Linked DNA regions of Homo sapiens: region 1 is linked to region 2. The links are chromatin contacts, found by Hi-C or POLR2A ChIA-PET in ENCODE. All regions are on one chromosome and are shown on one strand. Each heading gives the region's core, a stretch centred on a gene start or an enhancer-like site at or near the end of the contact. The rest is flanking DNA. Distances are from core to core; before and after follow the strand shown.

Region 1 (5,433 bases), core at 624-3,123, 400 kb before region 2:
ACATAGATCTGTGGCGAAGACCTAGAACAAAGAACTAGAAACGCGCCTGGTGCTGTTGAGGGACAAAAAAGAGGCCAGAGGGGCTTGAGGGAACCTGGGGAGGGGAAAGGTAGTAGGAAATAAGGTCAGAGGCCATTGGTGTGGGGGTTTGAAGGGACATATCATGGCAGTGAAATGAGTGCTATTACAGAGTTCTGAAGCTGAGGAGTGACATCATCTGACTTTTAATTTAAAAGGAGCTTCTGGCTGCTGTGTTGAGAGTGCTGGGGTGTGTGAGAAGTAGGAGTAGGGGGACCAATTAGTAGGCCCTGTAGTTATGTAAGCAAGAGATGATAGTGACTCACACACTTCATGCAAGCACTGGAGCCGGTAAGAAGCGGTTAGAGTTTCATATCACTTTTTTACTTTTGTCATATTATGTACATGTCTTATTGCCACTTCTAGACTCTGCACTACTTGAGGCCAGAATTTGTGTTCATTTTTGCATGTCCAATGGGTACTCAATATTTTTAATGAATAAATAAATGAATGGTCACTAGACAAAGAATCTAGCTTATCAATATCTTTGGCACACACCCTGAATTTCAAGGCGTATTTATAAATGGACAATAGCACCACCAAGAGCATCAACTTTGAATAAGGGCAAAAAAAAAAAATGAATAAAATCTACATACTGCAGAACTGATAGCAGAATAATATAAAGGGAAAGATAGCCTTTATTTTACCTGTGTTTTATTTAATTTTTGATGAGTGTTTAGAAGTAATCTATTATATTTTCTCTATGTTCTTCTTGAAGTAAAGTAGTAGCCAAGGGAGAGAGAAATTTCTGTAGCATACAGACAGGTTCACAGTAGGTTTTGTCATGGAAATATTTATCATTATAAGAGCCAGTCAAGTGACATTCCATAATGCTAGCCCTTTCTGTAGTTAACACTGCAGGGAAGAAATCTCTCTCTGTCTTCAAATTCCAGTATAATAATAAAAAAGAAAACAACAAATGCATATAAAATAAATAACTTCTCCAACACATACGTACTCGACATTACAACAGAAAAGTTATGCAATCATTTGCTATTAAATCACAAACTTCCAAAACTTCAAAAGAGCAAGAGGAAAATTCCTTCAGAAAAAAACAAATTACCCATGTATGGATAATGTCCATACATAGTTGCAGAATATAGCTAAAGAAATGTTCTTTTTAAATAAGTGGTCTACATTTTAAAACTGCAACATCCAAATTGGGTATAGAGTTTGAGAAAAAGCTGCTATGTGCAATGTGGAAATAATTTATAAATACTTATAAAACATTCAGGAAGGGAGTAGATTTCAATACCTTTCTTTAATATATAATGTTTTTAAAGAAATCATTACAGTAGCAATGAATCTTTGCGATGGAAGCAGTAGTTTTACAGTTTGGATTCTAGAACCACAAAATTCCTGATCAACTCTGTAATTAGAAGGGAAATTTTCATCTTTCTAAGTTGTGTCTCCTATTTCTCCATTCCCTATTTCTATTTTCTCTAGTAACCATTGAAAAGATCAAGTTCAACTTATGACAAATCTAATTGAAAAATACCAGCCTGAATTGGAGGTTAATGTTTTCAGACAGTGGTTCTGCCATCTAATCATTCCACAAATATTTATTGGGTACTTAATATTTCCTGCCAAAGAGATAAGGTCATTACCTTTAAGAAGTTAAAATTTAATGAGGAAGAGATACAAACACGCAGTAAAATAGTTTGACAGTGCCCTAATAGAGCTATGCTCAAGGTACTACTAGGCCCACTCAGCGTGCTATGGGGACGCAGGGAGGCAGGGAAGGCCTATGGGAGGAGGCGCTGTTTCCACGTTGTGAAGGATGAGCAAAGCTGGTCAGAGAAAACAAAGGGAAAGGGAATCCTCAGCAGAGGGCGCCATGATCATGATCTCATTTTTAGAACTGCCCCAATAGCTGTGGGGAAGACAAAAGTGATAGCAGTAGGCTGGAGGCAGGAGGATCACTCCAGAGGCTTAGAGGAATCCAGGGAGGAAATCATGAGGGTCTGAACGTAGGAAATGGCAGTCGGAAAGGAAACAAGGGGCAAGTTCAAGATATATTTAGGAAATAGACCATAAAAGATGTGGCATTGACTAGTCAGGAAGAATGAAGAGAGGAAGAATGAAGAAGAATGAAGGACAGGGAGGGAGTTAGGAGCTTGAGAGGCTGGATATATGGAGAGCTGAACTCTAAGGGAAGAAATGCAGGAGAAGAAATGGGTGAAACAACAGCAGAGCGGATGTTTTTTGAAACTCAAAAGATTTGTCATGACATGTATTTGACATTATGACTAATTGACAAATATAAACTAGCTGTGGTATGAAGATATTCTACCCACAGAGCCTATTCAGAGTCATGAACATTACAGAGATCACTGAGGAATACTTGAAGAAACTCCTTCCATTCTCCCTGGTCACCAAATGTAAAGTATTGACGAGATAGAGACTAGCAGTCAGTATAGATTTTAGATATTTGTTTAGTGAATATTTACCAATTTTAGAACTTCCATTACACAATCAGAGGCATGGCTTCTGAAAAAAAAATCTTAGCATACTGTATTTTCGTGAACATTAACATATATAATGGAAAGGAGAGTAAAACAATAATTTTTAAAATATTTAACTTTATTTACAAATTAATGGTGACTTTTTCATTTCAGATCTTAAGTGTCAAGTTAATTCACTCATTAAAATTTAGATACATTTTAATACCCTATTATATTTTATTATTCAAGGACTTTCTTACCATACAAAGAAGATGAAATGCTCTTTCAGACCAGTTATCATTTCTGGTTACTATTTCCTTTTTTTCTTGTCTGATTCCAAATGTGCACTGGGAATATCAACAATACCCATGAAATAAATCCCTTCTCAAGCAGGACATTCTGAGTATCTGATTTATCACTCTGCATAGCTCCCATTAAATAATTTCTACAGTTTCAATAATAACCACAACTCTAGAATAATATATACTAGGATGCTCTATTTCAAGATCTGTAAAACTAGACATATATGAGAAAAATTTATAATATTTTAATATATTTCTGGACTCATGAATAATGAGTCATTTTTGTTAGATTATACAAATATGATCCACCAATAAAACATTTCATCTCAAATGTAACCAGATTTTGTCTACCTAGTATAAAGTAAGGAAATCCTGCATACTCCAGCAAAAAAAAAAGAAAAGAAAAAAGCATTCTCTAAATCAGTGTTCAGTGTTTTTCAAATTGCAGATGTGACCTATTTGTAGATCATGAAATCAATTTGGTGAGTTACAACCAGCATTTTTACACAATGGAATAGAATACAAAAGAACAGATATCAGAGTATATTACATTTCATAAGAGTATGTATGGTTTTGTAAAAGTTTGGTATATATGTATGTGCATACTGGGTACTAACATTAAATATTTCTTATCAGGAGTTGCATTTAAAGAAATTTGAAAGCCCCTGGTTTAAGTAACTTTGTCCACAGTATTGCTGAGACTTGTCAGGGGTCTACAGCTCAAATGTGAAATGAAAATAAATTTTAAGAGATGTGAAGATTAACTTTTCTACAACAGTTCTCTGAAACTCAAGCACTCACTTACTTTAAGCTGTCAAATATTTTACAAAATAATACCTAACAAATAGGATCAAAGGTTTCTCCTATACTATGTTTTGTAACTAAGAATATGTGGTCCAATATCACTAAATGACAGATTCTAACTTGCTTGATTGAGCCTTGCTATTTAGTAGTCATTACGGATAGAAGTTTCATTTAGTTGCATTGATCTTGTATTTAACTTTAGAATAAATTCAGAAGCTGAGCCATAAAATGTATGGTATGAATCCTTAACCCATGAGGACCCTTAAAAGGTCAAGAAAGCAACTGTAATTCCCACAAAAAACACACAAATGCATATGTTATCATTATATATAGCCTACACGAATATGCCCCAACATGTTATCATTAGGTATAAACCAGAGAATATTCTACAGTATTTTAATTCTACTATACTTAAATAATACATAAAAGACACAAATACAGTTTTCATTTTTATGCTCCACTGCAATTTTATGAGGTCTAAAAAACATAAAAGTTACATACAAGTCTTTATTTATGCCACCAAGAGTAAGTTTTATCCTTGGAAATGCTTAAAAACTTGGCCTAATACATACTGCCCAGTTATTCCTCATCCTTTGATTCCTTAACCTATATTTTTGTGAATAAATTTTAAGTCAGAAATTACTGATAAAGTATCAGTCATGAGTTTCACCTGAACTCAAAATTCTCCTCTTTTGAGAGAGCTATAATAAGTGGAAGTTTATATTTTATTTCATTGCTATCATTTCATTCCTTAGGTTCTTTATGGTGTTTTTAAAAATCCATAATATAATTCTATGAGAGTTAACATAATAGACTGTAACAGCTGTTATGGTCTATTGTGTAAATAAGTAATTACAGAATTTACAGACTATCATGTAAATATATAATTATGGACTTTTTAAAATGTGCATTATTTACTCGATAGTCTATCGTTTACATATGTAATTATGGACTTTAAAACATGTATTATTTACTCAGTCTGTAACAGCTCCTTGGGACAGAGTCGTTCTGGCCTATCGGGTAAACATGTAATTACAGAAATTTTTTAAATATGTATTATTTATCTGATAGTGCTGCTACAGATTATCACATCCATACGTAATCATAGATTTTTTAAAAGTGGGTATCATTACTTTGTAAAATGCTTCTGCAAGTCAACTCAGAGACTTTCAGTTCATGGCTCAGTTATCCAAAACTATGTGGTGATTCCTCCATATAGAATATTTGCAAAGAAAAGTGTTTTTTTTGCAAGTAATCTAAGTAAATTTTCAAGTTTCCTGAAGAAGTTATAAAAAACTGACCCCAAAGAAAACAAGTCATTTTGAGAACTGACCCCAAAGAGAACAAGTCATTTTGAGAGACGGGATATTTTTATAATAGTCTCTAGCTTAAGGTTCTTTTATCTTTCATTTTTTCAGTTATCTACATTACCATAATATTTATTTTTTAAAGCCAGAACCTCTTAATTCATCTGGTTTCTTTAAGGCAGAGTATCTGGCATGCATTTTACCTGTTATCTCCTTTAATATTCAATTATGTACACCTCCTTATGCAGTAGTATACTGGTAAATGTTTAACAGTTGGCTGGAGTGAGGGGGATTTAAATCACTCGCCATTTTCTGTGGTGTAAATGATCCCACCATGGCTGATTTCAAGCTACCAAAGGGATGTCACTTAACTCAATGTCACTCAACTAGTGAGCCATACAAGCAGGTAGGAGCCTATTTCAGCACACCACTACCTCTTACATCATTTCACATTCCAATTATTGAATGTCTTTTAATGTAGATTTTGAGGAAGTTAGA
Region 2 (5,553 bases), core at 2,348-4,847:
TTCAAACAATACTTATCCTCACATAGTCTTTATTTGCACTATTCTATACAGCAGCCACATGTAGTTACTGAGCATATGAGCCACATGGGCTAACTGGGCTCTTGAGACTAGATACACCTTGGATTTTGAAGACTTTCATTTAAAAAAGTAAAATATTTCATTTGTTTATGTTGAGAGCATATTGAAATAATATTTTTGATATACTAGATTAAATATTATTAAAATAATTTCACCTGTTTCTTTTAACGTATTTTAATGTGGCTCCTAGAAAATTTTAAACTACATATGTAACTTGTATTACATTTCTATTGAACAGTGTTGACTATGTCATTCAATCTAGCACTTAATAACCATAGTATTTTTTCAAGCAATTTCAAGCAAGTTCAAACCCTTTAAATGGGTCCTTTACTTGACTCATACAATTTTTTGTGCTGATCTTGTCTTTCCAACTAGAATAGACACTTAAGTATTTAATAAGCAGATATTTATTGACCAAACTTCATTCATTCATTCATTCAAAACTACAATCTTAATTTTATCAGAAGAGGATCTTTTATATTTCAGGATCCATGAAGCATGTTTTTCTGGAAATATGTGATGAGAACCCAAGATTCCCTCAACGGAGGTATTTTATCAACTCCTTAATCTCCTATAGAAATAGATGTGATCTCAAGTCTCAAGTGAGTACATTTAGGAGAATTTATCCTTGAGGGTATATTTTTAAAAATCACTACTATTTTCCTTATTTTATTAATCAATCTTTTAATGGATATCCCCTCCTCATTCCAACTCAATGATCCATTAAAGTTCAGTGTAATTTTTAAATGCTTAAATGCAATGTAAAGGCCTATCCAGCCCATGGTTCCTTACCTGTACCACAGATCACAGAAAATAATTTTGAGTGTTTATTTTTTCAATTATCCCAAGAATGGCACATCCCTAGGGACCACTCTAGATGCACGAGAGAGAAGTTAATTCATTTCACAGAATAGATGCCTTAAGTTTTATCTATGAATTCTCCAGTAGAGCCCAATTAAGAAATGACTAGACTCTTGTATTGCCTAAATATTGATTAAGATTCACAAACAGAAAGTGTTTTTATCTATACAGTTGTGGTTTCTCATCTGAAAAAAGCATGTTTCTAAGAAAACAAGCTCTCAAAAAAAAAGAAAGTTAGCATTTTGTCTGGCAGATTGTATAATTATGCTCTAAAAAGACTTCTAAGATTTACTCAGAAAAACATGGACAACAAGGAGTGGGTCAGTGATGTCTTGAACCTAGACACTGTACTCTATTATTACTTAATCGAGTACAATCATGAATTTTAATAAAGTACACATATGAATTCCATATTTCCATTCTTAAAATACCACTAAGTAATCACGGTTACAGTCACAGATATAAGAATAATTGTTAATTTAAGGTTTTACTTTACCTAAATATATCAATCCAAATCCTCCAGAGCCAATCTTCTTGCCCAGTACCCACTGATTGCCTTCCATATCATCCAGAACCTTGCCTTCTGGAAATGGAATAGGAAGTTTGTATTTTTCATTTCTTTTTGGTGGCATCACTTCTGTTGGCAGAAGGGGTGAGATAAATGGGTAAAAAGAAAAACAAACAAACAAAACTCTTAAAATACACTTCCCAAAATGTCTTCAATAGGGAACTTTCCCAGGTTCCCAGAAATTAGGATTCTAAAGTTAATTCAGTTTGGAAAAGCCCACACATTATATTCAAATTAGAAATTCACATACATTACAATACTGAGATCTAAGAGGTATAGATATTTTAAAAAAACAGAAGCAAACTAACCAAATTTCATCCAAAATTCATTTCGGGGTTCTATAGCACATATTAACAGTGCAGGACACACCTTAAGAAACACGAAATTAACAATTTCCAATGAAGAAAGAAAATAAATTTCATGTACATGGAAATATTGCTGTCACTGAGAATGTAAAATGTTAAAAGTGAGAAGGTCTTCAGTCACTAGAAAAGAACACAGGATTGGATTGGGAAGACACAGACAATGGCAATGGACATCTCACCACCGTGATACTAGGTACTCAGTAAACATTTGTTAAATGAGCCAGGGATTTTCACGGATATGTAACTTAGCAGAATACTAGGCCATCAGTTCTCGGGCTGCCAAAATATTCTCAGCATTTTGTCTTCTTACCCTCTTTCTCAGTTTATCACAGTGAAAACAGTCCTGCCTTAGAGATTACAACTGTGCCACCAACAACAAAAGCATAATCTCCACAGCACAGCCATGCAACTTTAATCAACTAATTATAATTGTACATAGGTTAGCAAATTTCTCAATGGGAAATTCTGAGTTAAAAGAGAAAATTTCTTAGGGGAAAATACATATGCCAGCATACATGCCTGAAAATAATTTAAATGTGAAGGTAACCATGATCCTCTAAGTATTTAAAACTATTAAGAGTTTCTGACATGAAAGTTAATTAAAAACGTATATACGTAAATGTAAAGTTTTCTTAATATAATCTTCCTAGCTTCCATAAAAGAAAGTATCTGTTTTTCCTTTAACGGGTTTTTCCTCCTTCACTTAACTGCTTTTTTACTTAGCAGTATTGTCCCAGGTAGAGTCGCTGCGTGTATCTTTAACAATATTCACCTTCCTCCTGATAGGCACACAAGGGCTGGGAATTTGGATGGTGAACTATGCCTAGAGCATTGATTGTATCATAAAGCAGGAAAAGTTTTTGTGGAGGTTTCCCTTGACCAGTACATTATATAGGCTGGTGCCTATTACAGATTTACTGATTTAAAACTTAAAGTCTCCAAAGTGTAAACTACTGATTAAGGAATAAATTCTAAATAATTATAAAAAAGATAAATACACTTTGGGGCAAGGCAGCGGCCTCAGGGCTTGAGGCGGTAAGGGAGACTCTACGAAATGTACATCCTGGGGGCGAGTCCCGAGTTCATCTGCCAAGGGAAACGACAGCCTCTCAGGGCCCGTCCCTGTCAGGGGTGTCCCTTCGGCTTCTGGGTACCTTCCCAGGGCTAAGATGAGTCCTCAACACGAGTTTCCGAGCAAACTGGTACCCAGGGGTTAACATGTGCCTGGGCTGACCTCCAACCCCGCCGCGGCCCCTGACCCTGCGGAAGGTAACGAGAAGCAGCGCGGCCCAGCCGCCTGGTCCGTCCGCCCTTAGCACGCCGGGGACCTACGGCCAACCCCGCGCCCCAACTTCCCGCCACAAGTTCTCTCTGCACCGGCAAAAAGAGAAACTCCACCCACTTTTCCGCTAACACGTCGGACCCGCTTTTGGCAAACGTGAGTAGAAGGGGACGCCTTGTTCTCACTCCCAGCGGGGAAAAAAGAACCAAACGCGGAAGCAGCGACTCTGCCCGGGCCGGAGCTGAGGCCCGGGGGCTGGGACGGCCCGGAGTCCCCGGCATCTAACTCCGACGGCAGCCCTTTTCCGAGCGGGGCCGCGGCTCCGGCACTGCAAGCGGAGGTGCCGCCCGCCACCCAAGACCCCAGAGCAAGAGACTGACCGGGCCTCAGGATCCCCCGTCGCCGGGCCGCGCGCACCGCCTCCTACCTGCCGCTGCGACGAGGCGGAGCCCCCGGGCCTACAGTCCCGCGGGGAGGCGGGCCCAGCACTCGAGCCTGCCCTCCCTAGGACCTGCCTAACTTCTCTCCAGCTGCGTCGGCCTCGCAGTGCAGCGGCCCGCGGAGCCTCACACAGGCCGCAGCCGGTTCCTTTCAGCGGCCTGTCCACGCCCCGGAGACGCCCAGGGGAAGGAGAGGGCGCGGCTACATGGGGAATGGGAGCTGTGTTACTACCTCCACCCTGGCCCGCCAGCGTCTGGACGAAGAACCGCCGCCAGACCAGTTTGGTACGAAATAAGCACGACATGCATTTGTGTAGGAGTGTTAGATCTCCTGTACCACAACCTGAGTACTACGAGCTTCCAAATGGCTAGTCCTTACCGAGCTCTCGCCGAGCAACTAACTATTGGTACTAGCGAAGACTCCAGTTAGGAGGGCCTGTATGTAACTCACCGCGTTTAAGTTCTCAAAGGCATATTGGTTCAGGACCTATTTCTGCCATTAATCGTAGGATAATTTAACACCGTAATTAACAAACTTCAGGTTTTTTTGTCTGTGAAATGGAAATAACCCTTGTTGTTAGATTATAAGGTTATTGGTTATAAGATTATGACAATAAGGTGAGGACTTTATTAAGCAGTTTTCTAATACATAAAGACTCATAGTGGCCAGGTGCGGTGGCTCACGCCTGTACTCCCAGCACGTTGGGAGGCCGAGGCGGGTGGATCATCTGAGGTCAGGAGTTTGAGACCAGCCTGGCCAACATGGTGAAACCCTATCTCTACTAAAAATACAAAAAATTAGCCAGGCGTGGTGGCGGACGCCTGTAATCCCAGCTACTCGGCAGGCTGAGGTAGGAGAAGCGCTTGAACCCAGGAAGCAGAGATTGCAGTGAGCAGAGAGCGCGCCACTGCACCCCAGCCTGGGCAGCAAGAGGGAAACTCAGTCTCGAAGGAAAGAAAAAAAAGACTCATAGTAAGCTTATATTTTAGACTAAACCAAACAAATGCTTAGACAAAGATTATTAATACGTCAGCATTCTACATAGTAACCACCAATAATTGGTTGGGATACAAATACTGAAAGGAAAATTAGAGCCCTTTAATGACTTTGATAGAATAAGGAATTGGGGCTCCCTACATCTTTCAGACTGTCACCAAAATGAAAGATGGCATGAGAAGACGTTTCTAAAAACAAACAAAAAAGTATTTTTAAAGAAACAGTCCATAGAATAATTGTGCCCTTAGTCATTCACTGGTCCAACAGTGTCCTTTCTTATTTTCTTAAGATATTTATATAACAGATGCATAATTACAGATATTTATGTAACAGATGCATAATAATCCTAATATCCATATTGGGTACTCTTTCCTCCTTTCCAAATTTGTTTAGCTTTCCACCACTTCCCCGGCTCCCTTTTGAGAAGAAACAACTCCAGTAGCAACCACAGCAGATTACTTGTAGGTGGTTCCTCTCCCTACAGGCATGTATCCAGTGTTAGTAAATCCTGTTGGCTCAACCTTCAAAATACATCCAGCATCTATCACTTAGCACCCTTACCTGCATTCTGGCCCAAACCATATTTTTTCTCTAGGTAATTGTATTACCCTCCTAAATGTTTTATACCCTCTTATCCCTTTAGTCTGTTCACAGCAAGCAGCCACATGATCCTTAACGCTTAAATAATTACTGAGCTTAAAACAATTCAGTGTTATTCCAATTTACTCACAATTAGCCAGTCTTCGCTATGACTTTAAACAGCATTTCTCAACCTGGGCACTATTGACAGTCAGCCTGGATAATTCTTTGTTGGGGGTTTGGGAGAAGGAGGAGGATTGAGAGATAGGCTGTCCTGTGCATTGTAGGATATTTAGCAGTATCCCTGGTCTCCTCAGCACTCCCTCCCACACAAGTTAACAACCAAAATATCCCCCAACATGACGAAATTTTGCCAAAATTGC

Evidence for each region. A loop is a pair of places that touch in the nucleus more often than their neighbours do. ChIA-PET counts read pairs that join two places held with the same protein, here RNA polymerase II (POLR2A). Pooled maps may share reads with other maps.
Region 1: a map of PC-3 shows a loop between it and region 2 (4-fold over the local background). The contact joins the enhancer-like site here to the promoter of VRK2 in region 2. A Hi-C loop is called at or near these places in 5 of 168 maps with a recorded cell type or tissue (HepG2, IMR-90, MCF 10A and 2 more), 9 of 37 single-sample maps with no recorded cell type and 9 of 50 pooled maps. POLR2A ChIA-PET finds 5 or more read pairs at or near these places in 2 of 52 experiments (A673 and WTC11).

The regions. Positions count from the first base shown.
Region 1 is chr2:58,444,676-58,450,108 of GRCh38, reverse strand. No RefSeq gene overlaps it. Among named protein-coding and RNA genes, the nearest start is that of LINC01122, 73 kb to the left of the region's middle. Within about 2 kb of position 1,873, at least 2 of the 41 ENCODE cell types and tissues checked have a DNase peak (open chromatin) inside an H3K27ac peak, as active enhancers do; they include PC-3, where a contact is called at or near this core.
Region 2 is chr2:58,044,850-58,050,402 of GRCh38, reverse strand. It overlaps VRK2 (VRK serine/threonine kinase 2), which reads right to left and starts at 3,597. Exons shown (of 13, transcript NM_006296.7): 1 at 3,535-3,597; 2 at 1,436-1,576. The coding sequence starts at 1,571. LOC107984043 (formin-2-like) reads left to right here and starts at 3,170. Exons shown (of 3, transcript NR_171623.1): 1 at 3,170-3,879. RefSeq lists a silencer at 3,345-3,614 and enhancers at 3,218-3,773, 3,765-3,884, 3,774-4,329.